2 separate regions of the Homo sapiens genome follow, and region 2 is linked to region 1. The links are chromatin loops, found by intact Hi-C in ENCODE. Cell type or tissue: Caco-2. All regions are shown on one strand. Links, peaks and the distances in the headings refer to the core of each region. The heading gives the core; the rest is flanking DNA. Region 1 overlaps LOC124905213 (a long non-coding RNA gene). Region 2 overlaps LOC107985698 (a long non-coding RNA gene).

Region 1 (15,898 bases), core at 2,637-10,636:
TTGCTATTCTTTTTCCACTGTCAATTTGTCAATCTTCCCCCCACTAAACTACCAGCACTAGGCATTGTGTGGTTCATAAGTTTCCTTCATTGGTTTCATATATATATATATGAAATATATAGATGTAATTTTTTCCTAACTTATAAGGTTTAATCTAAGGAGGTAGCATAGTATAATGACAATGACAAAATGCACTGGACTTGAAGTGTTTACACTCCAAAATCTTAAGTTTGAGTCTCTTTCCGCCACTTACTAGCTGGGTGCATTTTGCAGCTTTGGTGTATCAATGAGGTAAAGGATTCAGGAGAGAAACGGGCTTTAAGTACTAGGTGCATTTTGCAGCTCTCAAGTTTTAGTTTCCTCATTAATAGATTTGAGGGCTGATTTAGATAAAGGTACTGCACACTGGAGACTGTATAGTGAACTGGGCATTCTAATATGCTTTGTTTGGTCTGGACAGTGTTCAAATATTTTTAATGATTTTAGATGGAGAATACATGCTCTGCTTCTCCAAAGTCCCACTCCCTAATGCCTTCCACTCACAAGCTACACCTACGGGCATTTGTGTTTAGAGCCACAAGATTAGGTGCTTTGTAAGTAACACTCTTGCATCTCCAATGGCACTTTATATCTTTTACATTTTTTGCTCTTCCAACAGATACCTCCCACTCCACATCTCCCGGCCACAGTAACATTTCAGTAAAGCAAATTCTCTGTGTCCTGCACTGTGGTTTGAACAATAAAGGTTAAGAAATTGAAGAAGATAAAGTCTAAACAAGAAGAAATAAAGATTCATTGAAACAGCTAGGACTCAAATTTGGTTTTAACAGGCAATATTTGGGACTTCAGATGTCTGTCTGGTCATGATGCACAAAGAACGTGCCCCATCCACATTTGATCCACAACCCTCTTCATCCTCTTGCCTCTCCCAGACGCCCAGTCACTCTACAAGATGCAGGCCATCCCAGGATACCCTCTACTATTCCAGCAGTCTCTGGCCATCTGAGGCTGGAAACAACAAAGAGTACCACCCAGGTTTCAATCCCTTCAAAGAAAAAGGCTTTAAAATGTTCATAAAAGCAGCTCAGCAGGCTTCTTGGATATCAAATCTCTTACAAAACAACATTTTGATGTGTTAAATGTAAATCAATTGGAAGCACATGCATTCAATAGGGCCTGAAATGTGCCTAGGCTTAAAAATAAAGGAAAACATCTCAGTGCAGCGTCTGGGGACATTTGGCAGCTGCAAAATTTTGGAGGGTAAAATGGTTTTTGATATTCCATAGAAACTCAACTATGATGAGGCATCTGGACCCTACCTGCTCCCATCCCTTTTCTGCCTTCTCAATCTAGCTCAATCCAACTATAATACCAAGACATTAACCAGTAATAAAATGGAGATTGCTATTATCTTATTCCACTCAAGAACATCATGTACCAAATGACCACCTGTGGGCTCTAGATGAAAGTATCTATGTCCTTGGAGAAAACTAAAATCCACTGTTGGAGGCTCGCACCCAATTTTCAGGCTGCCTCGTATCTGATGGTAGACTCTACAGTAGAGCTGGGAAGATGTGATTCTCTTCCATAGCAAGTTTCTAATTTGGTGGGAATGAAATCCCTGCTTTCAGGGAAATCCCTACCCAGACAGTAAGACAGAAGTAACATCCAGAGCATATTCAATAGGAAGGTCACAAGAATTAAGCTCCTAACATTGGTATTGACAAATAAAACATAACCACTATTTAGACTGTCCCTAGATTCATATATTTTTGCTACTTAGAACAACATATTTCACGGGTGCTAATAATAAGATAGTAACAATACTATTACTCCAACCAATAAGAATAATATCTTCCATTTATCAGTGCTCTTGGGTTAACAGGAACTGAACAAGACATTTTATATCCATTTATATATATTTTTTTATTTAATCTACCCAACAACCCTGCAAGGTAGGTATTAATAGTCCCATTGGGAAGATATGGAAGATGAATCTCTGATAACAGGACTATATGCAGTCTATAAACATTTAGATGCTTTCTGGCCATGCATGCTTCTGTCTAATGCTGTACTTTTCTTCTCTTCCTCCTCGACACCATTAAATAAAGACTATGTTCTTCCCCTATACTGTATTCCCTTGCTGATAAAAACTCATGTTTCTTACTCAGCAGAAAACCAAGCACTGGACTGTGAACACCATGGGTGTACAACCCATATTGGTAACTAAATGACTGACTTTGTTATTCAGGTTTGATTCTGTTAGAGCCACACTTAAGCAGCAATACTGGTGCCTAGGTGTCTTATGGAGTTTTGCATGAACCAGTGCTCTTAGGTTTTATGTGCATGCCTCCTATTCACAGCACTGAGTCAAGAGTCCATGGTGGTCTTGGCTAGGAGACAAATCTGAGAGACAGACAACCATGTTGTACAGTGATTGTTCCCCTCTACTCTGATGATGAGGGCTTTCTCGCAGGGTCAGGCTCATCACTCCTGATTGGCTCCTTCTTTTTCAGGGAAGTCTTTCCTGAGGAGGTTCCTGAGGCTTACATGTTCCACCAGTTCATTGTGTCCAGTGAACCTTAATCCCAGTTTATGCTCAAGTTGGGTGGGACTGATGGATGGTTTCTGTGTGTAGAAATGTTATGGACCCAACCACAGCACTGTAAGCTAGAGAGCAAGTTCAGAACTGGGAGACCAAGTCAGGCTGTGGCAACTTGCCAGTCTATAGGTACAACCATGGCCAAACCTAGCAAATTCTGGCTTAACAAAGCTAAAAGAAAGATTCAAGTCCACAGTCAGAGGCTGAAGCCAAGGTCTTATCTTGGTAGAAAGTGTCACCAGAGGTTCTTGACCGTCTCAACCCAGAGAATGATTATTGAACCAATGAAACTTGAAAACTCCATAAAAGACAGCGATTTTCAAAAATTTCAATCCATATCACTCTTTATTCATATGAATTCTTTCAAAGAAACTCAGTATTCCTAACAAAATTGAGAAGATGGTTGGCATACTGCTTATTGAGTACAGGCTCTCATGCTGGGCAGCCCTGGGTTCAAATCCCACCTCCACTTACCCAACCTGTGTGACCTTGGACAAGTTTCTTTGTTTCTCCATGCCTCAGTTTTTGTTTTTGTTTTTGTTTTTGTTTTGCCATCTGTAAAATGGGGGTAATAACAGTACCTACCTCTTGGTACTGTTGCAAATGATTGAATAAATGAATACATGGGAAGTTTATGCAACAGTACCTGGTAAATGCTCAATAAATGTTGGATTATCGTTTCAGTAGATGAACTCTGAGTGGCTTTGATTGAAGAAGATGTGGGGTAGGCACCCCAAGGCCCACCCCGTCACTTGGCACTCTTTGGAAATCATTGCTCTGGTACAATATTCCACCCACTCCAAGAATCTCCTCTACAATATCTATACACTGCTTAACACTGCCTGTGATAGAGACCCTGTTACCAGCTCTAATTATTCCAAACATCAAAGTCTTCTCTTATATTGACTCAAAATGTACTACACAGTGGAGTGGGAGATGCCACTAATTCAAGAAGCAAAACAGAAACAGTACAGCACACAAAAACAGTTGTCCTTTAGTCAGACAGACATAGACTCTTATCTCTGCAACTTCTTAGTTGTGTAATCTTGGAGAAGTTACTTAACCTCTCTGAGCAGGTTTTCTCTCATCTGAAAAACAGGGATAATAATCTAAGATATAAGGTTGCTGCTATGGACTGAACTGTGTGCCCCAAAAAATTAATATGTTGAAAACTTAATCCCCAGTTTCTGTTTCTGGAGATAGAATCTTTAGGAGGTAATTAAGGTAAAGTGAGAGCATAAAGGCAGGGCCCAGTCTGATATAACTGTGGCCTTATAAAAAGACGAAAACTCTCCCACTTCCCCTTTCCATACACAGGTACCAAGAAAAGGCCATGTGACCATACAGCTAGAAGGCAGCCGTCTGCAAGCCAGGAAGAGTGCCATCACCAGGAACCAAGTAGGCTGGTACCTTGATCTTGGGCTTCCTAGCCTCCAGAACCGTGAGAAAATAAATTTCAGTTATTTAAGCCACCCAGTCAATGGTATTTTGTTATGGCAGCCTGAGCAGACTATTATAGTTGCTATAAGGATTAAATGAGACAATATGTGTTAAGTGCCTGGTACAAAGGCAGAATTCAAAAAGTCGAATTATTTTTATTCTTAATTCTTTGCTCTGACTTGAATGGTTATGGAGAGCAAATCAAACCCTTCTTCCACATGAATTTGGTCAGATAATTAAAGACAGATGGCATAGAGGACTCACCACAGAAGTTTGCCAGACGTATCCAGTATTTGTCTCTAAATTTAGACTCATTAAATGTGCCTGTTTCCATGACTACACTGTAAGCTCCCTGAGGGCAGAAACCTTGTGTTAGTCCTTTCTGTAGTTCAATTGCCTAGAATTCTGTAGATGCTAGGTGTAAACATTGGGTGGATGTATGAATCAACATACAGCCATAACCTATTAGTGGGCATTTGGAAGTCTCCTGGCCACTTGCTTCTCATATGCAAAAGCTTGAGGATGATTTGCATTTATCCTAGGCTCTTTAGCTGACAGCAAGCTTACTGCTCCTCATCCACAGAGAACACTGTGGCACTGAGTGGAAAACACCCAGCAGCAATTGCCAGGAGCTTTTTGCAACTGAGCTTATGAGCTTCCTACAGGTGGAGGCCCCAAATTTGCAACTTTTCACATTCATTGGGAGACGTAACTTGCTCCTACTCAGAACATTTTCTCTGTCAAAAGAGGTAATTACAAACAATGGTAAAAGGACTATACTGGTTCAATGTTAACTTTGCTAGGCAGGCCTTGTCAGATTTATTATCTTAATCCATTACTTTGAGTGAAATGACCACAACTGTTTTTCACAGAACCATGTCAGAGCTGATGGGTGCATATTAGAAGTAATTGTACTAAATAATTTTCTAAATCTTTTAGAAGAACAGAAGTCCAATGGGACATTTATTTTTGCATATGTGTAGTTAAATTACTCTTCTTGGTGTGAAGTAGAGTTAGGTTTGGAATGGTAGGCAATGAAGTTGTAGCCAAATGGGCTTAGTAATATAACACGAATCCTTTAATAATAGAACTTGTTACTAAAAAGCAGACATTTCACAGCATCTCAGGAAAATTCCCCCAGAATACAAGAGGCAGAAGGGAAGGAAGGAGGCAGAAGAAGAAGGAGAGGGAGAGGGAGAAGCAGAGGAAGGGAAGAAGGACGGAGGGAGAGAGAATTCACTATCATTAGCACAGCAACAGCAGTTTGATGAGAAGAGCTGTCCATTGCTAGAAGAAATAGGATGGGAATATGAATGTTTTCTCTAACAGTAAGGAGCTGATTTTCCCAGACTCATTCAAATTCTTCCGCCCAGTTCCCCATATGATCTATGACAAATGTGGAAATATGATGATAAGATAAAAAGCAAGAAAAATAGTTGGCATTTATCAAATCGTTACTATAGACCAAGAACTTTACAAAAGTTAGCTCATTTAATCCTCCCAATATCCTTGTGAAATGTACATTACCATTTCCAATTTACAGACAGGGAAACTGAAGCTCAGAGAGGTTATGTGAAGGGTCTAAAGCAGCAGTCCCCAACTTTTTGGGTACCAGAAGGCAGTTTTTCCATGGACAGCAGTGGGGGAGGGGAGGTGGTTTCAGGATGAAACTGTTCCTCCTCAGATCATCAGGCATTAGTTAGATTCTCATAAGGAGCACACAACCTAGATCTCTCGCATGCGCAGTTCACAATAGGGTTTGAGCTCCTGGTCCTACGAGAATCTAATGCCACCGCTGATCTGACAGGAGGCAGAGTTCAGGTGGTAATACTCACTGGCCCACAGCTCACCTCCTGCTGCGCAGCCTGGTTCCTAACAGGCCACGGTCTGGACCAGCACAGTTGCAGCCCGGAGGTTGGGAGCCCCCAGGATAAGGTCAAACAGCTTAGGAGCAAAGCCCTGATTTGTGCCCACATTTGACAGACTAAAGAGAGGCGCTATATCTATTGCCTCTCACCTCATCTACTGATCAGGCTGAGGCCAGGAATAGTTTTTGTCTGTCTTCTTCCAATTGTCAGTGATTTTACAAACTCTAAATCATATGTGTTCTTTGCCTTTAAAAAGATACAGCCTCTTCAGTCTGGAATCTGTTTTTATAAGGCTGGGCCTAAACCTTTGACCATTTCCACTAAATGTGTAGGGGTGTGGACCTGAATGGGTGGGTGGTATGTGTGAGAGGAAGGGGTGAAAGAGAAAGGGAACATTGCAGGGGAAAGCAAGGCTGTTCAGAGGCTGGCTTGGAAGCGTAGCTTTGTGGCTGCATGTTGCACCACACTTCTCCTTCTGCTACACAACCTTCTCTTGTACAGACCCCCAACCCCCCAGGGTCTGCAATAGTGAAAGCAGAGGATGAAATGGCATGGGAGCACCTGCAGCCTGCTCCACCGGATGGGAGATTGGGATTTAGGGCGCAATCTGAGGCTCCTTGGAGCCTTCCCAGGTAAGAGCCCTCCCTTCCTAAGATAGCTTGTTCCACTGAAGGGCGCTGGCTCCTCCTGCAGGCCTGTCCTGGGAATTACCGCGGTTTTCGTGTCTGCCTCTGTTCTCATCTGGGATGAAAGATCCACCCTAGGCAGTCATCCTCACCCTCCCAACTCAAGGCCCCCTCCAGAGGGGAAGAAAGAACCACTGAGGAAAGGGCCTGCCCTGCTCCTGCTCCTGGCCAATTACTCTGAGCCTAAGCAGCAACCCTGTTGGAGGAAGGTTTGATGAACTATTCATCACACTTCTAAATAATTCATTTCCCTTTGAGGGCAAGCAGCCCACAGGAGCTGTGAAGTTTTCTTAAGTTGACACCTTTTGAGAGATGAAAAATAAAGCAAAAGCCCCCTTTTAGAGAAATCACAGTTGCTTTATATGCCGTTTCCTGCATCTCTCTTCCGATGTTACAGGGCTCTTCTGTTCTGCCCCATTCCTTGGAATTGGTCTCCTATTGTTTTCTTTGCTTTTTGTTGTTCAAACGACTCCACTTTGTAGGATCTGCTGTGCTGACGCTTCCAGCGTTATTCTTGTCTCTCCTGGCCCTATGGGCTTCCAGTGTATAACAAGCCAACCAAATAGCCTTTAAATTGAAGGTACAGGAGCGAGAGATGGGCGCAAGCCTTTTTGGGGAATGGTTCGTTGTGTCAAATGAGATGCACCCAGAGCATTTCTGAGAGTTCAAGGTCTCCCCTTTGTTCTGACTTTGGCTCCCTGACAGGGCTTACTATCTCTACTTGCCATTCTGTAAACATCTTCTTTCCCCTTCCCTGATTTTTAACAAAACCTCCAAAGAGCTACCCTCTTGGCCAGCTAGGGCCAAACACATTGCATTGTATGAGGCCTCTTTTACTCTATCCCCAGCCACCCATACACCACAGATACATATTTAATATGTGAGAAGCAGGCTACAGGGGATTGTGAGGTTGGAAGATCACAGGCTGTGACTAATTATCTTTTCTGATATTAACCCTGCCTCCTCCTGCTCCCCGTACAGCTATGGGTCTCTGACTGCACCTCAGCAGCAATGGTGCCCCTCCCCATCTGCCATACTCCAGAGGAGACTAAGCAGAGCATTTCTGAGCAGGACTCTCATCCCCTCCACCCACATTGACCTTTGCCTAGTATATTCTCATTTATCCTACCTACACATCTTCTGGAAAACAGAATAGGTTCAGAACCAGAGTTAATAAAAGGATTTAGGGGGAAAAATTAAAAGGACAAATGCCCCTAGATAGTTGGGCTTTCAACCTCACTCTGCTTTGACATAGCATCATACAAGAAAATAAATACAATTAGTAATTTCCCTTACTTAACAAGTAGAAGTCCTCATTGATCAAGGGGAATGAGCAAGCAGCTCGAGCTATGCCTCCCTTTAAGCAAACATAATAAGGAAATGAAGATTTCTAAAATCCTTGTCTTTTGAAGCCAGTTGCCCTATTGCATTTCAGAAATGTTTCAATGTGCATGTATTTGTTGACAAGCTTCTTTTTTTAAGAATTGCTTTAATTAGCAAAATTGGTTGGTATAAAATTATTTTCACAAAACTAAAGATCTAAAACCACTTTAGAATATAGGGTACAGTGAGGTTTCCCAGGGCATAGAATGTGGCTTGGGGCATGCTACATGCAGACCTAGAAAGTTCCAGACATTGGAAGTCTACCAGCACCTCAATGCTACAATTACACTTCAGTTTCAAGATAAAGATAAGATTTTGCAACAGCACAAAGGGATAAACAAAGGTTTAACTAATAAAAACAGTCCCTGCAATGGTTAATTTTGTTTCCATCTGATTGGGACATGATGTACCCAGATATTTGGTCAAGCATTACTCTGGGTATGTCTGAAAGTGTTTCTGGATGAGACTAACATTGGAATTGGTAGATTAAGTAAAGCAGATGGCCCTCCCCAATGTGGGTGACCACATCCAATCAGTTGAAAGCCTGACTAGAACAAAAAGGCTGATCCTTCTGTGAGTAAGAGAGGATTCCTCTTCCTCTTGTCTGACTGCCTTTAATGTGGGACATTAGTTTTGTCCAGCCTTCTGACTTAAGCTGAAACATTATCTCTTCCTAGGTCTCCAGCCTCCTGGCTTTCAGACTAGAATTTACATCATTGGTTCTCCTGGGTATCCAGCTTGCCAGCTGCAGATCTTGGGGCTTGTTAGCCTCCATAATCACATGAGCTAAATCCTTATTTTATTTATGTATATATTTATCCTATTGGTTCCCTGGGATAGAAAGGTCCCTGGGGAGGCCTCGGGGAGCTTTCAATCATGGCAGGAGGTGAAAGGGTAGCAGACATGTCACATGGTGAAAGCAGGTGGAAGAGAAGAATGAAACTGGATCCTCATCTCTCACCTTATACAAAATCAACTCAAGATGGATCAAAGACTTAAATTTAAGACCTGAAACCATAAAAGTTCTAGAAGATAACATCAGGAAAATTCTTCCAGACATTGGCTTAGGCAAAGAGTTCATGACCAAGAACCCAAAAGCAAATGCAACAAAAACAAAGATAACTAGATGGGACATAAACTAAAAAACTTCTGCACAGCAAAAGAAACAATCAGCAGAGTAAACAGACAACCCACAGAGTGGGAGAAAATTTTTGTAAACTATGCATCTGACAAAGGACTAGTATCCAGAATTTACAAGGAACCCAAACAAATCAGGAAGAAAAAAATAATCTTATCAAAAAGTCAGCTAAGGACATACATAAATAGATAATTATCAAAAGAAGATATATAAATGGCCAACAAGCATATGGAAAAATGCACAACATCAATAATTATCAGGGAAATGCAAATCAAAACCACAATTCAATAGCATCTTACTCCTGCAAGAATGACCATAATTTAAAAATAAAAAAAAATAGATGCTGGTGTGGATATGGTGAAAAGGGAACACTTTTACACTGCTGGTGGGAATGCAAACCAGTATAACCACTATGGAAAACAGTATGGAGATTCCTTAAAGAACTAAAAGTAGAACTACCATTTGATCCAGCAATCCCACTACTGGGTATCTACCCAGAGGAAAAGAAGTCGTCATGTGAAAAAGACACTTGCACATGCATGTTTATAGCAGCAAAATTCACAATTGCAAAAATATGGAACCAGCCCGGCACAGTAGCTCACACCTGTAATCCCAGCACTTTGGGAGGCCAAGGTGGGCAGATCACCTGAGGTCAGGAGTTCAAGACCAGCCTGACCAACATGGAGAAACCCCACCTCTACTAAAAACACAAAATTAGCCAGGTGTGGTGGCACATGCCTATAATCCCAGCTACTTGGGAGGCTGAAGCAGGAGAATTGCTTGAAGCCGGGAGGCGGAGGTTGCAGTGAGCTCAGATCGCACTATTGCACTCCAACCTGGGCAACAAGAGTGAAACTCCATCTCAAAAACTATATATATATATATGTGTGTGTATATATATATATGTGTGTGTATATATATATATGTGTGTATATATATATGTGTGTGTATATATATATGTGTGTATATATATATATGTGTGTGTATATATATGTATATATGTATATATATGTATATATATATGTGTGTGTGTGTATATATATATATATATGTATATATATATATGGAACCAGCCTAAATGACCATCCACCAATGAGGGAATAAAGGCAATTATACACACACACACATATATATTTATATATATATATAGATTATGTATACATATACATATATATACACATATACATGCATATATACACATATACATATATATACACATACATATATATACACATATACATATATATATACATATACATACATACACACACACACACACACACACACACACACACACACACACACACACTGTGGAATACTACTCAGCCAGAAAAATGAACAAAATAATGGATGCAGCAACCGGGGTGGAGTTGGAGATCATTATTTTAAGTGAAATCACTCAGGAATGGAAAACCAAACATTGTATGTTCTCACTTATAAGGGGGCACTAAGCTATGAGGATACAAAGGCATAAGACTGATACAATGGACTTTGGGGACTCGGGGCAGGGGAGGATGGGAGAGGGATGAGAGATAAAAGACTACACATTGGGTACAGTGTACACTGCTCAGGTGATGGGTGCACCAAAATCTCAGAAATCACCACTAAATAACTTATCCATGTAACCAAACACCACCTGTTCCCCAAAATCTATTGAAATAATTTTAAAAACTAAAAATGGGCTAAATATCTGAATAGACATTTCTGAAAAGAAGACATACAAATGGCAAACAGGTATATGAAAAGGTGCTCAGCATCAAAGATCATCAGAGAAATGCAAATCAAAACTACAATGAGATATCATCTCACCCTAGTTAAAATGGCTTATATCCAAAGGACAGGCAATAACAAATGCCGGCGAGGATGTGGAAAAAAGGAAACTCTCGCACCCTGTTGGTGGGAATGTAAATTAGTACAACCATTATGGAGAATAGTTTGGAGGTTTCTCAAAAAAACTAAAAGTAGAGCTACTGTAAAATGCACCAATCTCACTCCTAGGTATACACCCAAAAGAAAGGAAATCAGTATATTGAAGAGATACCTGCACTGCCATGTTTACTGCAGCACGATTTACAATAGCTAATATTTGGAAACAACCTAAGCATCCATCAATGGATGAATGGATAAAGAAAATGTGGTACATATACACAATGGAGTACTATTCAGCCATAAAATAAGGAATGAGATTCTGTCACTTGCAACAACACAGGTGGAATTGGAGGTCATTATGGTAAGTGAAATAAGCCTGGAACAGAATGACAAATATTGCGTGTTCTCAATTATTTGTGGGATCTAAAAATAAAAACAATTGAACTTATGGAAATAGAGACTAGAAGAATGGTAACCAGAGGCTGGGAAGGGAAGTGGGGATTGTTAATGAGTAAAAAAGAAAAAAAATTGTTGGAAAGACTAAATGAGACCTAGTATTTGCTAGCACAACAAGGTGACTATAGTAAAAATTAATTTAATTGTACATTTAAAAATAAGTAAAAGAATATAATTGGCCAGGTGCGGTGGCTCACTCCTGTAATCCCAACACTTTGGGAGGCCAAGGTGGGCAGATCATCTGAGGTCAGGAGTTTGAGACCAGCCTGGCCAACATGATGAAACTCCATCTCTACTAAAAATACAAAAAAATTAGCCAGGCATGCTGGTGTGTGCCTGTAGTCCCAGCTACTCTGGAGGTTGAGGCAGGAGAATTGCTTGAACCCAGGAGGCAGAGGTTGCAGTGAGCCGAGACCACACCACTGCACTCAAGCCTAGGTGACAGAGGGAGACTCCATCTCAAAGAAAAAACAGTAAAAGAGTATAATTGGATTTTAACACAAAGGATAAATGGTTGATGTGATGGATACCCCATTTACCCTGATGTGCTATGTGCTTATTATATTACACATTGCATGCCTGTATCAAAATATCTCAGCTAACCCACAAGTATATATACCAACTATGTACCCACAAAAAATAAAAATAAAAAATTAATGTAAGAAAGACATACAAATGGTCAAAAGGTATGTTTAAAAATGCTCGAGACCAGCCTGGACAACATAGTGAGACCTCATCTCTACAAAAAATAAAAATATTGGCCCAGTATGCATAATCAAGCAGGTTTTATCCCTGTGATAAAAGGTTGGTTCAACATACACAATTCAATAAATATGACTCATCACATAAACAGAACTAAAGACAAAACTCACGTTATTATCTCAATAGATGCAGAAAAGGCTTTCAATAAAATTTAGCACATTTTCATGTTGAAAATTCTCTCTTTTTTTTTTTCTTGAGATGGAGTCTCACTGTGTCACCCAGGCTGGAGTGCAGTGGCATGATCTCGACTCACTGTAACCTCCGCCTCCCGAGTTCAAGCGATGCCCCTGCCTCAGCCTCCCAAGTAGCTGGGATTACAGGTGCCCATCACCACACCCAGCTAACTTTTTGTATTTTTAGTAGAGATGGGGTTTCACCATGTTGGCCAGGCTGGTCTTGAACTCCTGACCTCAGGCAATCCACCTACCTTGGCCTCCGAAAGTGCTGGGATTACAGGCGTGAGCCACCACACCTGGCCGAAAACTCTTAAACTAGGTATTGAAAGAACATACCTCAAAATAATGAGAGCTACCTATGACAAACCCACAGCCAACACCATACTAAATGGGCAAAAGCTAGAAGTATTCCCCTTGAAAACTGGCACAAGACAAGGATGCCCTCTCTCAACATCCCTATTCAACAGTGTACTGCAAGTCCTGGCCAAAGCAATCAAGCAAGAGAAAGAAATAAAGGGCATCCATATAGGAAGAGAGGAAGTCATACCATCCCTGTTTGTAGATAACATGATTCTTTATCTAGAAAACCCTGTAGTTTCATCCCAAAAGCTACCTCAGCTGATAACTTCAGCAAAGTCTCAGGAGACAAAAATCAATGTATAAAAATAACTAGCATTCTTATACAACAACAACAGTCAAGCCAAGAGCCAAATCAGGAATTAACTTCCATTCACAATTGCCACAAAAAAAGAATAAAATGCATAGGAATACAGCTAAGCAGGGGGGTGAAAGATCTCTACAATGAGAATTACAAAACACTGCTCAAAGAAATCAGACATGACACAAACAAATGGAAAAACAGTCCATGCTCATGGATAGGAAGAATCAATATCATTATGACGGCCATACCACCGAAAGCAATTTATAGATACAATGCTATCTCTATGAAACTACCAGTAACATTCTTCACAGAACTATAAAAAAAAATTTTAAATTCATACGGAAGCAAAAAAAGAGCCAGACTAGCCATGGCAATTCTAAGCAAAAAGAACAAATCTGGATGCATCAGGCTACCCAAACTCAAATGGCATTACAGGGCTACAGTAACCAAAACAGCATGGTGCTGGTACAAAGACACATAGATCAATGGAACAGAATAGAGAGCCCAGAAATAAGGCCACACACCTACAACCATCTGATCTTTAACAAAGCTGATAAAAACAAGCAATGGGGAAAGAACTCCCAATTCCACAAGTAGTGCTGGGATACCTGGCTAGCCATATGCAGAAGATTGAAACTGGACCCCTTCCTTACACAATATACAAAAATCAACTTAAGGTGAATTACAGACTTAAATTTAAAACCCAAAACTATAAAAACTCTGGAAGACAACCTAGGCAATGCCATTATGGGCATAGGAACAGGCAAAGATTTCATGGCAAAGATGTCAAAAGCAATTACAACAAAAGCCAAAATTGTTTAATGGGATATAATTAAACTTTAGAGCTTCTGCATAGCAAAAGAAACTATCAACAGAGTGAACAGACAACCTACAGAAAGGGAGACAATTTTTGCAAACTATGATTCTGACAAAGATCTAATATCCAACATCTATAAGGAACTTAAACAAATTTACAAGAAAAAGCAATGAACCCCATTAAAAACTGGGCAAAGGACACAGACAGTTTTCAAAAGAAGATATACATGCAACAAACAAGCCTATGAAAAAAGTTCAATATCACTTATCATTAGAGAAATGCACATCAAAACCACAACAAGATACTATCTCACACCAGCCAGAATGGCTATTTCTAAGAAGTCAAAAAATAACAGATGCTGTCAAGGTTGCAGAGAAAAAGGAATGCTTGTACACTGTTGGTGGGAGTGTATATTGGTTCAACCATTGTGGAATACATTGTGGCAATTCCCCAAAGACCTAAAAACAGAACTACTATTTGACCCAGCAATCCCATTCCTGGGTATAAACCAAAGGAATATAAATTATTCTATCATAAAGAAACATGCATGCATATGTTTGTTGTAGCACTATTCTCAATAGCAAAGACATGGAATCAACCTAAATGACCGCCAATGATAGACTGGATAAAGAAAATGTGGTACATTTACCCCATGGAATACTATGCAGCCATGAAAAGAATGAGATTATATCTTTTTCAGGAACATGGATAGAGGTGGAGGCCATTATCCTTAGCAGACTAATGCAGGAACAGAAAACTAAATACCATATGTTCTCACTGATAAGTGGGAGCTAAATGATGAAAACACATGGACACATAGAGGGAAAAAACAGACAGTGGGGCCTATCTGAGGGTGAAGGGTGAGAGGAAGGAGCGGATCAGGAAGCATAACTAATGGGCACCAGCTTAATACCTAGGTGATTAAATAATCTGTACAAAAAAACCCCGTGACACAAGTTTACATATATAACAAGCCTGCACTTTTACACCTGAACTTAAAAGTTAAAAAAGTTAGCCCAGTGTGGTGGCACGTGCCTGTAGTCCCAGCTACTCAAGAGGCTGATGAGGGAGGATCACTTGAGCCAGAGAGATGAAGGCTACCGTGAGCCAAGATCATGCCACTGCACTCCAACCTGAGCAACAGAACGAGATTCTGTCTCAAAAAAAAAAAAAAAATGCTGAACATGTCTAATCATCAGAGAAATGCAAATCAAAACCAAAATGAGATATCATCTTACACCAGGAAGAATGGCTATTAAAAAGACAGAAAAAAAGAAGTCTGCAAGAATGCAGAGAAAGAGTAATTACTTTTATTGACACAATATTTGTACATATGGGATATATTTGATATTTTGTTACATGCATAGAATATATAGTGATCCAGTGAGGGCATTTAAGGTACCCATCACCTCAAGTATTGATCAGTTCTATGTGCTGGAAATGTTTCAAGTCCTCTTTGCTAGCTATTTTGAAATATACAATATACTGTTAACTGTAGTCCCCCTGCTCTGCTATCAAACATTAGAACTTATTCCATCTAACTGTATGTTTATACCCATTAACCAACCTCATCTCATTCCCCACCAAATATATGCACATCCTTCCCAGCTTCTAGTTTCTACCATCCTACTCTCTACCTCCATTTGAGCAACAATTTTAGCTACCACATATGAGTGAGAACATGCAATATTTGTCTCCCTGTGCCTGGCTTACTTCGTGTAACATAATGACCTCCAGTTTTATCTATGTTGCTGGAAATGGCATTATTTCATTCTTTTTAATGGCCAAACAGTATTCCATTGATGTGGTTTGGCTGTGTCCCTACCCAAATCTCATCTTGAATTGTAACTCCCACAATTCCCACGTGTCATGGCAGGGACGTGGTGGGAAGTGGTTGGATCATGGGGGTGCGTCTTTCCTGTGCTGTTCTTGTGGTGGTGAGTGGATCTCATGAGATCTGATGATTTTAAAAAGGGGGAGTTTCCCTGCGCAAGCTCTCTTCCCCTGTCTGCCACCATGTGAGATGTGCCTTTCACCTTC
Region 2 (15,898 bases), core at 4,462-12,461, 510 kb before region 1:
ACATAGCATTTACAAGAGCGGTACGGGGTGACAAAGACTCTCTCCTTGACCAAATTTTAGCAAGGCTTCTTTGAGCCCCTTTCTTAACTACACACTAACGTTGCCTCTCCTTCACCCACGCTGTCCTGTACTTGTCAGCCCTACATTAACCAGTTTTTGCAAGAATCCTGCAAAGTTAGTTTGGAGAAAATCTCCCATCCTTGATGTTTCCTCTTAGTAATTTTCCATACACTGATTTCCTCACTCTGCTCATTGGCTATAAATCTCTAGTTATCTTTGCAGTATTCAGAGGTGTTAAGCCCACTCTCTCTCTCCTATTGCAATAGTCTTAAATTGCAATTGTACTAGACCTATTGTAATAGTCCTAAATAATGTCTCCCTTACTGTTTTAACAAGCACCAGAATAATTTTTTCTTTAACAAGCGGCAGGATGCTAATGCAACAGCATTGTCTTAAGAATTTCAAGGGAGGCTGGCTGCACAGGGATGTTGTTCTGGCTTCTGTGGTATGGGCTATCCTTTTAGTGATAGAGGATCCTGTTTCAACTTGTCCAGCATGGCACTGCCAGAGAAAAAGGGCAATCTCATCCTGAACACTAGACAAAAGCTATAAAGTACTAGAAAAGGACAAAAGGAATGTTTATTCCTTCGACAGCCAGTACCAAAGAATGCTCATTTTTAGCACTCTGGCTTGTGGAATCAAACTTGAGACAAAACAGTAATGCTATTTTCTCGTCCTTGAGTGACTGTCAGATGCATTATTCTGGGTTGGGCTGCTGTTGCCAATATACTGAGTTATTACCTGTCTCCGGGATACCAGGCATATTTTAACACATTCTAAGACCAGAAATTTTTCTCTTGATTGAACAGCAAAGCCCATGAGACCACTGACAGGCTTCAGGATCAGGGGCAAGAGTGAGTGAGGCGAGTCTTAATGGTAAGGAGAAATAACAACAAATTTCTTTCAAAGCAATCAGCTATACTGGCATCTGCTGTGAAAAACATGCAAAAAAGACCTGTTTCAGTGTGTTTTTTCTTTCTTTTTTTTCCCCGTGCTGAAGAAACTCCCATGGACTGGGAAAAATATGATACGGTGTGAATGAATGAATGTGAATTAATCCTCCATAGGTGGTGAATACCCTAAGCTTCATTACTCAGAGGAGAGTCTAAGTTAGTATATCATTCCCCACACCCTCACCCAATAAATAGACACACTGAAAATTAAGGATAGTTGACTTTGCCAAACTTCCTCTGTAGACTACTTATTTAATCACTATCTCAGCAGGTCACTATCCCTACACTTGCTATAGCCAGACTTAGAAGACAGTTTGAGAATGCTGAACTTCTAAATGGGCCCGAATCCTGATGCCTCTGTTTCTTCATTTGGAAATTGGTACAATACCTGACTCATATTTTTTGTGTATGTGAAGATTAAATAAAATAACATAAGCAAGTCCCATAACACATGGGTACAAAATGGAAGTTATTAAAATAATAGTCTCCTCTTATTTACCCACTCTTAAGAGAGTGAGCATAAGACTATTTCCCCAAACTAATTAAATATATTATCTATTATCTATGCACTGTAAATTGAACATAATCACACTTTTTTTTTACCAGTGTGTAAAACATGCCTTTGGAGCAGAAACACCTACTTCTAGCAAAACAGATGGAATCCTGAAAGCATTTTCAACTTGCATCACTCCAATGCCATCTGAGTCTATCCCACAGAGATGAACATCGCATTAGTCATCTTGCAATGGTGTGGAGCTCACATATAACCTTCCATGAATCATAAGAAGAGAAAATCTCTCTCAAAAGTTTTATCCAGAATAAAATATTAAAATGTCGACTCAAATTTCCTTATTGCATTTTTCCCTTACCAACTTTCTCCCTTCCCCACTGCATGACCAATTGTGGCTAGGCATTGCTGAGGACTCTTCTCTACCACCCACCCCCCACAAAAATTCCTAATATTATTTTTAATACAGCTATCTTTAAATGAAGGCATTAAAATTACCCTCTGAATCAGAAGTAAGAACATACATTTTCACCTCTAAATTAACAATACTTTAACAGATTTTGATTATTTGGGGGTTCAAACAAAGCAGCAAAATTTTAAAAATCATCTACCATGTGATGTTTGATGCCAAGCTTGGGCCATAAGGTATTTGAAACAGTTGAAGTAGTAAATTTAAGGTAAATACTATTTATGATGGAAACAGTCACAGGCACTTTAATATAACACTATCAATAGGACTGAGCTCTGGGAGTGTAAAAATGGTAGGTGGTATAGAAAGCATTAAGACTTATAAGTCTGTGTGTACTTGAGAGATGGGGATGGGGGTGTACTCACAGTGGTTCAAATTTACTAATACTGCGAGAGGATATTTTAAAGAGGAGAAAGCTGTTGGGAAACATTTTTTAATGGTACAGAAGGAGTAAGTTCCACATACCACTGTGGAGCCTACTCCTTCCTTCTCCCTTACTCTAATTTCTGCAGCATCTCTCCCTTGTCTACTCTTCACCTCTTGCAGTCCTCCGAGGGAATCTAGTAAGCCAAGAGTTATTTTTACAATTGTTCCTAAAGGTGAAATGATGAGCATAATTAAGTCCCTCACTTCCCCCTTCCTCCTCCCTATTTCTTCATTTTATATAGTCTTCCAAATACTAATTAGATAATCTGAGAATTAAATCTTCCAATTTCTACCTAAGGTCTTTTCTCATAGCAAATCCCCAGGAGAAGGGAAAGGTTTTCTTTTCCTTGTAATTTTTGAACAATCACTGATTAGTCAGGCTTGGCAGCTGTTAAAAAATCTCGCTGTAGCCTGAACCTTCCTATTGATTAGCTGATACACGGCCTAAGAGCTGGCTGGGCTGATTGCTTTATCACTAAAGCATTGGAGAAGATTAGTTAGGCATCGTTATAAACTCCTATTTATCTAGAACTCAAATCACCAGAAAGTTCAAAGAGTCAGAATTATTTCTAGGTGTTGTACAAAAGAAGTAAGTGCAAGGCAGGAGCCCAAAGTGTTGGCTGAATAGCCTATTTCTGCCTCCCTTTCTTCCTCCCTCTTTTCTTACAATGGGTATTAACTGAGTGCTTACTATGTTTCAGAGCACTGAACTAGGTTTGAGGGATAGGAAGATCCATAAGGTATTGTCCCTGCACTTGAGGAGACTGACATTAAAAATATATTAATAAACACAATTAACTAAATATAGTCATACAAAGTTGCACATGCGGCTGTGGCAATGCAGAGGAGATAGCATGCTTTTACTCAATTGAACTATTAGAATCATTTGATTGAACTCCCATCTTTGGAAAATAGGTGATAAGTGTATCATATGGAAATGAGTGCTGGTGTGGGAGCTAACTATGACTGGTTTTATAGTCTGACTCTGATATGTACTAGTTGTATGAACCAAGCTGTCACTCAATTTTTCTGAAAGTCATTTATCATTTCTGAGCTTTGTTTTCATCTTCTGCCATTTGCAACTCGTAATACTTCACGTGTGTTGTCTTTCTGGTTTCTTATAAGGGCAGTAATATTTATCTCTACAAAAGAAGAAATCGCAGTCCACAATAAGTTAGTGACTTGCCTAAGTACATCCAGCTGATTTGTAGCAGATTGGCTGATGCCAAGTGCACCGTTCTTTCCCTGCCTTTTCTCGTCTAACCCATAGAGGTCACTAAATTACACTTAGCAAGAACGCAGACATCCTTTTAATAAGATTTTCAACCCTGAGAGGTAAAACTCATGGGATTTCTGTTTATGAGACTATCTCATTAAATAGCATCCCTTAATCAATGGAAACCCTTTCCCATGATACACTCAAACCTTGGTCCTTCTGGTTAATTGAATTAGTGATATATTTAGTATGATCTTTATAACTTTAAAGCAGAACTTTCAGTTCTATCTTTGGTCTATAAGCCCAGGCAGTGCACAAAGCCTGTTAGCCAGAGGTTTGGCAGACAATTGTATCAGCCACGCGTTGCTCTCTGCCTTTCACTGTGCCTGAAAGAAATTGAATGGGAGATACCTGGAGTTTCTTTGATCACCTTGTCTCCTAATGTCTAGCAGCTGACTACCTACTTGGAAAGTGAAAAGTCAGAAAAAAAGCTGCCTTAATTTTTATGTACCATACCCCTAAGCTTAAGAACAGACTAAAACCTGAAATAAAACTCCTTAGAAATGTTATTGTATCAGAAACCAAACAGTATCTTAATATTGGTAAAATGATAGCTATAATTTTAGTTTAGTGGGCTGGAATGAGGAACACCTGATTTGCCTCTAATAATCCTGGCATTTGGGAATAGTGATAAATGACTGAAAGTTATTAGACGTGTCCTGCAAAATGGTGCTGGTAGGTGGGAACTTGAAGTTTGTCATTCGTTAAATGGAACTGACTTCCCCAATTGGACCTAATTATGACAGCCATGATAAATAGCCTTTCTGTGTTGGCATGTTTATTTTTCAGGAGCCTGAACAGGGAAATTGGTTTTATGTATTTGTGTAGGTGGGAATAATTACAATTTTTATCATTTTTTATAACAAATTTATCACCTGATAATCCGAAGGTAAGATCAAACTGCAAAAGCAGATAACTTTACAGTCTCCTAAGCATTTGGGTGTTTGTTAAGCAAGGAGAATATTAATCAGAAATTGAAAGAGAAGTTTATCTTCTTTTATATTCACTATGATTATTCACTAGGTAAACCTCTCTCTAGCGGTCAAATGAGTATATTCTTTGCTTTATACTTAACAACTTCATATTTACCAATAGGGTTCATCAGGACACAGACAGAGGGGAGAGAGAGGGAACAGGTTTTGGTTTTCAATAAATTTTTCTCCATTTGGTTAAAGGAACTTGCAAGTTCATTTATCAGTGCTTTCAAGTTTTTCATTCTCACTAAATGGAAAAAATGAATTCCTTGGAGATGTCTATTAAATATGGCAACAAGTCTTCACTCCAGTCTTTGATTGATTAATAGTTTAGTGTTAATGATAGAACGATAGCTAGATAATAGATATATAAAGAGATAGATGATAGATAGATAGAATCACTTAAAACTTATTGAATAGGCCAAGTATTATGATAACACATTGACTCAAGAGACCTAGGAGATACGTAAAATCCCCACTTTATAGAGTAGTAAAGAGATCCTAGGAGGGTTACTGTTTTTGATTATATGTCTAACTACAGGATTTTGCTGTTTTGCAGGGTTTGTTCTATACTTATGAAGGTCCCAAGATTATAAGGACCAAAAAGTAACATGATTATAAATCTTAGTTATTTAAAGAGTATAAGTTGACATCCCTTTGTCACAGAAAGTTTCACGCACCAAGATCCATCAGGAACTATAAAATGTTTGTTGTAGAATCTGGCACTGTACATACCCACTAAGGCAAGGCAGATATGGAAGAGTCTGAGATGACAGTAGAAATTTAGACTGTTGGTCAAGGCATGTTGTCTCCAAGGTAAAATAGTTTTCGATTAGGATATAGGAAAATAGAACTATGTGGCGTTCTGAGAAGAGTGAAATTCCCAGCAGGTGGTAAAGCCTAGAGATGCAGACTCTAGATGGGCAATTTCCACGTTCAGTGTTTTAGTCATATCTCATTTAATGATCAGAAGCAGGAAGTCATGAAATCTAGCTTAAGTATAAATCAAAATAAGAGTTACGTTGAGGCCGGGCGCGGTGGCTCACGCCTGTAATCCCAGCACTTTGGGAGACCGAGGCGGGCGGATCACGAGGTCAGGAGATCGAGACCATCCTGGCTAACACGGTGAAACCCCGTCTCTATTAAAAATACAAAAAATTAGCCAGGCGTGGTGGCGGGCGCCTGTAGTCCCAGCTACTCGGGAGGCTGAGGCAGGAGAATGGCGTGAACCTGGGAGGCGGAGCTTGCAGTGAGCCGAGATGGCGCCACTGCACTCCAGCCTGGGCGACAGAGGGAGACTCCGTCTCAGAAGGAAAAAAAAAAAAAAAGAGTTACGTTGAAAGATTATGCTTCATTCTATTCTCTAGTGACTGACTTACTCTATTTGTTGTGTGCTGTGACTCATGCATTTTTATTAATAATTTTAAAATCAATACTTGAAGTAAAACTGAAGACATCACAAAACATCTGTTTCACAATACCCCTCTTCCACCTCCCCAAGTCCAAAAAAAGTTTGATAAATTTTGAATAAATCATATCCTGACCTATTTTTCATTGCTCATTTATTCATTTATGCATTTATGCATTAATCCAACCAATATTAATGTAATAATTATTTTTTCTCAGGCATTGTGATAGATTGTAGGTATGTGGTTGTAAACTATACACACATATTATCTGCCTTCATGGAGTTTATAGCTGAGTGAGAAAACAAAGTATATGTAAATAAACAATTGAAAATACATACAAATTCATTTTGTGCTAAGCAAATAAAAGGATAAAATAGTGCAATTTTGAAATCAGCATTATAGAATTTACTTCATTATTATTATTTTTCTTTCCAACTTGTATTTTAGGTCTAGGGAGTACATCTGCAAGATTTGTACATAGGTAAAATAGTGTGTCACAGAGGTTTGGTGTACAGATTATTTCATCTCACAGGTAATAAGCATAAAACCCACTAGGTAGTTTTTTAAATCCTCACTGTCTTTCCACCCTCCACCCTCAAGTACATGCTGGTGTCTGTTGATCCCTTCTTTATGTCCAGAGTCTAAGTTAGAATATCATTCCCCTCACCCTCACCCAATACACAGACACACTGAAAATTAAGGATAGTTGGCTTTGCCAAACTTCCTCCGTAGACTACTTAGTTAATCATTATCTCTGCAGGTCACTATCCCTACACTTGCTAAAGCCAGACTTAGAAGACTGTTTGAGAATGCAGAACTTCTAAACGGGCCCGACTCCTAATGCCTCTGTTTCTTCATCTGGAAATTGGTGCAATGCCTGACTCATATTTTCTGTGTATGACTCAGTCTCCAGCACGTCTTTATTAGCAGCATGAGAACAGACTAAGACAATCATCTTTGTACTGGTTCTGTCTCATCTGTGCAGGTTCATATTTCTTTAATCTTTGAAGTCTCTGGCCTCTTGGTAGAGCCTTTTCCTTTAACATTCTTTGATGTCCTTGAGGTTACGACTGTGGTAAAAAATTGGGTTTAATCGACTGGATTCATTTATGAACAATTTCACGTGGCCAAAGCTCAGCTCAGCACTCCTGGGCTGCATGTTCTAATCCTGGCAGGCTGAGCCATGTTCACAGCTTTGTTCTCTGGCCCCTCTACATTAAGCACCTGCTTCATTGGAGGGGCCAAGGTGTTCCCCAACTGCTGGCAACAACACTTTGATGGGGAATGCCAGCAAAAGTGATTTTTTAGGGTGGTGACAGCAGGGTGCACACTCACATGTGGTGCACTGCCAGTGACAGGGTGGTGGTGGTGGTGCGGTGGGATCTGTGAACATGCATACCAGTGCTGGCAGGAAGGCACCACAGCGGGATCCATGCATGCGCATGGTGACGGTATGACAGGGCGACAATACAGTGGGGGTCCACACGTGCGTGACTGTGTCAGTGGGAGTAGTGCAGCAGAGTCAGTGTTCATGGTTTATTTTCTCATAATATCTGTGGTATTATCTGAATGTTGATCTCTCCCTAAAATTCATATATTGAAACCTAATCACTAATGCTATGGTATTAAGAGATGGAACCTTTGGGAAATGATTAGGTCATAAGGGCTCTACCCTCATGAATGGGATTAGTGCCCTTATAAAAGAGGCTTGAGGGCCTTTTTTCTCTCTGCTGCCATGTGAGGATACATCAAGAAGGTGCCATCTATGAGGAACAGGTCTTCACCAGACATCAAATGTGCCAGTGCCCTGATTTTTTACTTCCCAGCCTCCAGAACTTTGAGCAATACATTTCTGTTGTTTGTCAATTACCCAGTCTAAGGTAATTTGTTATAGCAGCAAGAATTTAACTCACACATTTTGCTTTCTCTTAACTCAGCTCCCACATGTCTCAGATGACTCTGTCACAACTTCTTACGACTTGTGTGGGCCCCATACTCTCTTGTGATCACAGTTACTATCTCTTCTTTCAAATTTTCAAGAAAAAGTTACTTTCTATCTACCTAATGGATTCACTGACCCTTAATCAGGTGCATTTTCCTTTCAAATCAGCTATGGTCTATATCACATGGCCGATTTACAACTTGTTAAGTCTCCAGGTATGAGGAAACTCTCTGAGAAGGTGGTATGAACAGGCTAGGTAAATCATTATGTATACGATATGTATGCATGTGATCAGTGGTTATCTGGGTGCAGGGCATCAGGCACAGTACTGAAAAAATGGAAACTAGGAAAACAAATGAAGACGTTAGCCCTTGAGGAAGAACTAGGGAAAAAGAAGAACATGGTCCAATGCTGGACCTATGGATCAGTGCAAAAATGGAGGAGAATTCAGCCTTTGGAAGTCAAAAAAGGAATTTCCTTATCAGAACAAAGGTGTGTGTTAGAGGTGCAATGATGGCATTGAAAGGGTAGAAAAAAACAGTGAGCATAAACTCAGGAACTACATAATAATTTATTGGTCAAAACCAGGAAAAAGCCTGTCAAAGGCTGTAAGTATACATTACTGACATACACATACCCTTCTGCACTCACCAGCAATGAAGCTGGAATTTTTTAAGTTAGAGATAGCAAATATATAGCTCATGTACTCTTTCTTCCCATGCCTATTACAACCATGAATAATTGATCATAACAACTGGTCCTGGATACCACTACATAAGCCTTCTCAAAAAGTTGTCAAAGTATTTACTGCCAATCTACCAGTGGGATTAAAATAATTGGCTATTACTGGATTTAGCTCTTCTTATGCTGTTTTTGGGTCAAAGCTTTTACTATAGGTAGAGAGATTAGTGAACCAAGCTCTGGACAAATCGAGGCAAAGAAAGGCAACGCAAATGAGGTGAATAGGTTAAGACGGAGAGGAAAACAACATATATGTATTATGCTATGTCACTTTGTCCTCTTTTTATTCATTCTAACCCACTGCAGATATTGGTATGGCATGTGATGGAATGGGCACACATTTTGGAATTAGATATAAATGGAAATATAGATTCCATAATTTACAAGCCTTGGGACCTTAGAAAAATTATTCCAATTTTTTGGTATCAGTTAATTTATCTGTAAAGTGAGAATACTCAGACCTACCACACAGGATTGACAGGATGATTATACTATGTAATATATTTGCAAGCATGATGCCTGGAATATGGGTGGTCCTTGATCAACTCTAAATAAGAAAAAAATGCAAAATAAATTAAAACTATCAAGCACAAGCAAAAATGTTGGTGTTCATCATTCTTTCTGTCTCTGAGATCTTGTGAGTACCCAGAAAACAGTGGATAAAGCAGCACAGAGCCCAGAAAAGACATTATCATAGGTTGATTTGATCTTACCCAAGCTCAGTTCTAAAACTAAGAAAAAGCTGGAGGATGTGAATCCCATCTCACATTTACAGGTGATGCCTGTGATCCCTGGATTTAACTCTAGCCTAGATTGGGAACAGACTCTATGTTGCCTCTGAAATTTCCCGGAAATATATTATTTTAGATGTTGGGGATCCCCAACTGATCTTGACGTCATACAATAGCACGCTTCACTAATGGCTGAGAAAGAAAAGCTGCAGGTATCCACCCTGCTTCCACAGGAAAAAATAAAAATCATATCAACTTCCACATTTCTGCCTCAAGTAAGTGGCACCCAGAGGCTGACTGTTGTACAATCACTTTTGCACCTTGAGTGTAACATAAGACTGTGCTTTTCCAGACACGTTTCTCAGGTTGCCCACAGGACCACAAGGTCAAAACTATTTTTTTCCAAAAGGTACCTGGAAAGTCTTATTTCACTGTGTTTCCAAGAGAGAAAGTAGCTTACTAGTATGCCGCTGTAATAAATTGGGAATCCTTCAATGCTCTTCAGAAGCTAATGGGACAGGATACTGCGTTTGCATTAAAGATCATATTAGTTAAAGTCTCAGCTATTTGCAATGCATTTTAATGATTTCCTCTTTATTTGATGAGGCTCATTCTGCATGCCAAATAATCCTTGATTTTTTCTTGGTGTTGTAGGAGAGTCACAAAAATTCTGAAATAGCCAATAATATTAATTCATTCATATTTTGCTTTGAGACGTATGATATTTTTACATATATTTTTTGTTTGCTGCTGCTTTACCTCATGGGATTTTACTTGGCTTAATAATAACATGAGTTTATTTGCTAATGAGAGTCATGGGGTTACAAGACTCAGAATGCTGGAATTGGGACATTCTAAATTAGCTGTAGCTAATCCACAGAATGAACAAGACACGTGGAAGCAGTTGAGAGGTAATAGTATTCACAAGAGGATGTGTGGAGGACAATAAATAAGCCTTCCATCTTGTGCGAATACTTTCTGATCCCTCATTTTGGGTTGCCCAAAAAGAATCTTCATTTAGATGTCATTCATTTTCAAGAATAATTCTCGGCCTTTTTTTTTGCCATATTTCTGGAACTGCCCTGTTTGGGATCAGGGAGCATTTAGTAAGATTCTCTGCTATTTCCCTTTTGAATGCTTCTTCCTGCCTTACTTCACCCTCTTACCAACTCAGTCCAGTTGGCCCTTCCAAGTGAGACAAATGATCTCAGAAAATGTTCTGTGCTTTATTGAGAAGGTTGCTAAATAATATAGGACATAGAAGACCTGAAGCCATATGAAGTGAGGACTTCATTGCTAAGCTACACACAGTGACTGCACTCCAGCCTTTTTACTGGCTGGAGTGCAGCCACTGTATGAAGCTTAGCCACTGTTTCAGACAGAAACAGCCTTTTCATAAAGATTCTTAAACAGAACAGATTTTGGTTTCTTTCTCATTATAATCTGCTATATAAGAATTCCTTCCAAGTCTACCCACTATGCCCCTAACCCCTCCTGCATAGTATCCAGATCAAAGACATAACACTTAATCTTACCCAGGTCATTGCTTTTCACACCAGGAGTTCCTTCAACTCAGTACAATTCAACTTCACTAAATTCCTGCCTTAACACATAGCTTAAACGGACCATAAGATTTCTTTCCCTTCGCATCACGTCCCAGCACCCCAGGCCCTCTTTCTTCCCATGTATACTGCTGGGATTCGCTCTCACTCTGGAAAAATGAATAGTTTAATACAAGGTCTATTCTTACAATGTGAAGTTGGGGTGGAGGTTAGTCTGTAATGTATATCCTTGTTGCTAAGGATGGGCCCTCACTTTGACTAACTGTTGGACAATTTATCACCCAAAGTCATGGGTCAATGTTAAATTAGAAAGTCAGTCTTTTCTCCTTTATATAATTTTAGTCTCATGGATAAGACACAAACATTTTCATGGTGCATATACTATCTGTATCTCATCATTAGCTGATTAAGAAAATTTCAAATTCCTATTTATGTTCTAGTAGAATTAATTAGAGCTCAAGCCTGGGAGGTACAGTAGTAAAGGAGTACACAGAGCCAATCTCTGCAAGGAATCAGGAAGAAATTGTGCTGGGGTTTTCTCCATCAGCCCTTTCCTCCTTTTCCTTTGACTTTTCTCATGCCACTGCCCATTTCTTATATCTTTTTCTCTTGCACAGATGCAGTGTCTCCTGCAGTACTGTTCTTGTGTCCTTGGTTGAATCTCTTCATTTTCCATACTGCTTCTCAGCATTCCAACCCAGCTACTATTAAGTGTTGAGACTGCCTTGACATCAGACCTAAGCAAGCCTAGATCACAGATCAATTCTTGGAAAATAGGTTAAGGATCACCTACTCACAGATAACCACAGCCCATCACATTCACACTTGGCCTCTCACTCATTCTTTTATGTGAATATGTGTAAGTGTATGTATGTTTGCACGCCTGATCTGTCCTATATTCTAAAGTGGAGGAGTACAGTATAGTAAGGTGGTATAGCACAGTGGCTAACAATGTGGGTTTTTGAGTCAGGCAGACAAGAATTTGCATAATGGTGTTGAAGTTTCTAGTGATGCAAAAGTAGAGAAGTTACTTAAACTCTCCTCTGAAAATGGGGAAAATAATGATATACCATTATCACAAAAGGCTTTGACAGAAGCCTTTTGTCACATATACCTTTCTTATACCATCACAGATTCATGCTCACCCAACACATTAACAACAACCAGGCAAAAGAACAAAATGTCCAAAGTTGTAGTGCAATGTAAGTTCACAAAGACTGAGTGGACTGATTCAAAAAACAAGAACAAAAACTTTACAGCCAAGAAAGCTTAACAGAGGATGACTACCTAGAATGGAAAGACGTGAAGACTCTATTCTTGCATTAGCTGTACTAAATACCTTCCTAAACATTTAAGCATAAGAGGACACCACCTTTTTTTGTTTTTTTGAGACAGAGTCTCGCTTTGTCGCCCAGGCTGGAGTGCAGTGGCGAGATCTCGGCTCACTGCAAGCTCTGCCTCCCAGGTTCACGCCATTCTCCTGCCTCAGCCTCCAGAGTAGCTGGGACTACAGGCGCCCGCCATCACCCCCGGCTAATTTTTTTGTATTTTTAGTAGAGACGGGGTTTCACTGTGTTAGCCAGGATGGTCTCAATCTCCTGACCTCGGACAACGCCCTTTTTATCCCACCAGAACCTGTTTTAGCCTGATGGGATTCATTTACAAAAGAGACAAAACACATATCTAAATCTCGGTTTCTATGTTCTCTAAAGACAAGCTTTCTGTATCTGTTCAGCTTTCATGAAGCTTCCTAAGTCCTCATTCCACACATTTACCGCAAACACCATTACCACAAAAGGCTTTGACAGAAGCCATTTAGTTAAAGTGTAATTTCAGCTGCCAAAAATACAATGCAAACTACCCTGGCCAACTTCTCATTCCTAGGGATGATGATCCTCCCCCAGCTTTCCTATAGTGAGGTGTCAGACTGACCCTTGCCTCAGCAGGCTGAATGGAGAATAGACGGTAGATATCAGTAATGGATCAGTTCCTCTCCTCAGAATGCCTGATCTATAAGGAAAATGAATTACTGGGTTTTAGTTCACTCAAAATAACCAATTATGGATCAGTCTTTGATTCTGACTTTACAGATGCACAAATCCTATTGTCTAAGGCCTTAGCAGGACACTGTCATGTTTCAGGTCCGGATATGCAAAGGGAGCTCTGCATAGATTAGCCAAATGTCCATTTATTTACTTACATGGCAGAATTCAAATGATACGTCTTCCAAAACAATATGCCCTAGTCAGTCTCCTTCTCAAACACATACTTCACAGTTACTAGAGCAGTGTTCTTAGTAGAGCTGCAAAGCAAGAAAAGTTTCTCTACTGGTTTATTGCATCCAACATGTAAGTACCCTGTCACCATACCAGAGCATTCAAGGTGCTTCTACTGTCCTGCTGTGATGTCCTACTTGGACTCCAGGCAATGCCTTTAGCCCAGCACTCTCCCTGTCTCATGTCACAGCCCAATATCCTTTACTATTTTATTTAATCCAGTAAATACATATTGAGCAGTTACTCTGGGGAAGCTTGGATGTTGCCCACTATTTGCCCCTCCAGGGAGGAAAATGTTTTAGAATCTTAGGCAAGATGTGCAACTGGAAAGACAGGCAAAAATCATATTGTGAAGAGCTTTGAATACTAATATTTGAAAGTGCTTGGACTTTACCATTCAGCTGGTGGGCTTCTATGGGAGGTTTTAATATAGGAAAATAACTGTAAGATTTAGAAAAATCACACTGAAGACAGTGTGGAGGACATGGATCTGGTGATTAATACTGAGTAGGGATGCAAAGTACTGTTCCTGGGTATGTCTGTGAGGGTGTTGCCAAAGGAGATTAATATTTGAGTCAGTGGACTGGGAGAAAGAGACTCATCCTCAATCTGGGTGGGTACCATCTAATCAGCTGCCAGCATGGCTAGGATAAAAGCAGGCAGAGGAACATGGAAGGACTAGATTGGCTGAGTCTTCTGGCCTCTATCTTTCTCCCATGCTGGATGCTTCCTATCCCCAAACATCAGACTCCAAGTTCTTCAGCTTATATACTCTTGGACTTACACCAGTGATTTGTAGGGGATCTTGGGCCTTTGGACACAGACTGAAGGCTGCACTACTGGCTTCCCTATTTTTGAGGTTTCAGGACTCAGACTGGCTTCCTGGCTCCTCAGCTTGCAGACAGCCTACTGTGGGACTTCCCCTTGTGATCGTGTGAGTCAATTCTCCTAATAAACTCCCTGTCATATATACATCTATCCTATTAGTTCTGTCCCTCTAGAGAACACTGACTAATACAATGGGTGACATTCAGTATGATCATTACAAAGAGCGTAGTCAAGGACCAAAGCCAGGGTTCCTGGAGAAGTAGAATCAATGTTCAAACTCATGCCAAATCTAAGATCCAGGCCATGGACTGGAAAACAGAGAAACTATCACAGAATCATTCAAAAAAGATATCATTCACTAACCTAAAGTGACCTCTGGCCTCACTTTCTAGTAAGGGCAGTTCAAGCAAAGAGTTCAGATCTTTGGTGTGGCTTCATTAGGCACTCTTAGTGAATCAATGAGGGCTTTATTTTTACTTATTAGGTGAGAAAATGGAATAAAGGAAATGAAAAGAAAATAAAATGGACAAATTTGAAGCAGTTTGACAGACAGGAACACATTTGAGAACAACTTCTACTCATATAATCATCCCAATCACTCTTGCTCCCTGAACCTACAAGGAGGTACCTTGGTATTATTGTCCAGTGGGACGTTCCTAGAAAAATTACCACAGATTTTAGAGCTGTCATGTTTTAATTATTTCTCAATTACTCTTTCTTTATACAAAGTGAAAGAGGGCAACCATCCTGAGTAAGGCTTATCATAAATACATCTTTATATCTACGTATTTCAGCAAATAAGGAACATATGGAACCACTCAAATTTGACAATCACAACTTATGATGTATCCCAGAGGATAGAGTTGTAGTCATAGGTGTTGCAATGATCTTGTGCTACTGTTTTCCTTTGTATGTAGTGTCTGGGTCAGTCATAAATGTGAGAAGTTTAGGTATTTGAGTTAGTTTGCTAGGGCTGAAGTAACAAAGTATGGCACTCTGGATGGCTTAACAACAAATTTGTTGCCTTATAGTTCTGAAGGCTAGAAGTCCAAGATAAAACTGTTAACTGTATTGATTCCTTCTATGGACTGAAAGTGAAAATCTGCTTAATGCCTATCTCCTGGCTCTTAGTGTTATGCTGGCAATCTTTGATGCTCCTTGGTTTGCAGATGCATCACCCCAATCTCTGCTTCATAGGCACATGGCTAAGATCTTCATATGTGTCTGTTTGTCTCCATGTCCAAATTTCCCTTTTTCATAAGAACACAATCACATTGGATTAGTATACACCCTAATGACCTCATCTCAACTTCCTCACCTGCAAAGATTGTGTTTCCAAATAAGGTCACATTCACAGTTACTGAGCATTAGAACTTAAGCATCTCTCAGGGGGACACAATTCAACCCATAACGGATTTCTCCTAGGTTAGTATTGTTACTCAGGCGCATGTGATTAAAGGATAGGCCAGAGTCCAGGTTGACTCACTGAGTCAGATGAAGAAACGGCATCTATGCATGAGAAAAAAAAAAGCCATGCATTGTTTATTCTACAATCAAGCATATAATTATTTTCATAATGAATATAAATCTGAAGTAGGTCCAGAATTTAGAGATAGTACATATAAAAGGACAAAACAACCCAAAGACCATAAGAAATTCTAACTCAGTCTTATTTCACGATACAAACATGTCTCCATTCTTGTAACCAGTGGAAATACAAGCAGCAATGACACAAAAGTGAAA

What was found. Hi-C counts contacts between places; a loop is a spot of excess contacts. Peaks named below come from ENCODE experiments on the same cell type or tissue, not always from the same donor. Only the 100,000 strongest peaks of a DNase experiment are listed, where the experiment ranks them.
Region 2: a loop joins it to region 1, with 6 times the contacts of the local background. A loop is called at or near these places in 3 of 110 quality-filtered maps.

Annotation. Positions count from the first base shown.
Region 1 is chrX:128,969,321-128,985,218 of GRCh38, forward strand. All of the region lies in intron 8 of LOC124905213 (a long non-coding RNA gene), which reads right to left. Among named protein-coding and RNA genes, the nearest start is that of SMARCA1, 550 kb to the right of the region's middle. In Caco-2, for the core only: CTCF peaks have their summits at 6,571 (motif pointing left) and 6,772; a DNase peak (open chromatin) is centred at 6,591.
Region 2 is chrX:128,457,358-128,473,255 of GRCh38, forward strand. The region is part of intron 4 of LOC107985698 (a long non-coding RNA gene); the gene reads right to left. Among named protein-coding and RNA genes, the nearest start is that of ACTRT1, 410 kb to the left of the region's middle. In Caco-2, for the core only: no CTCF peak of the experiment used is centred there; no DNase peak of the experiment used is centred there.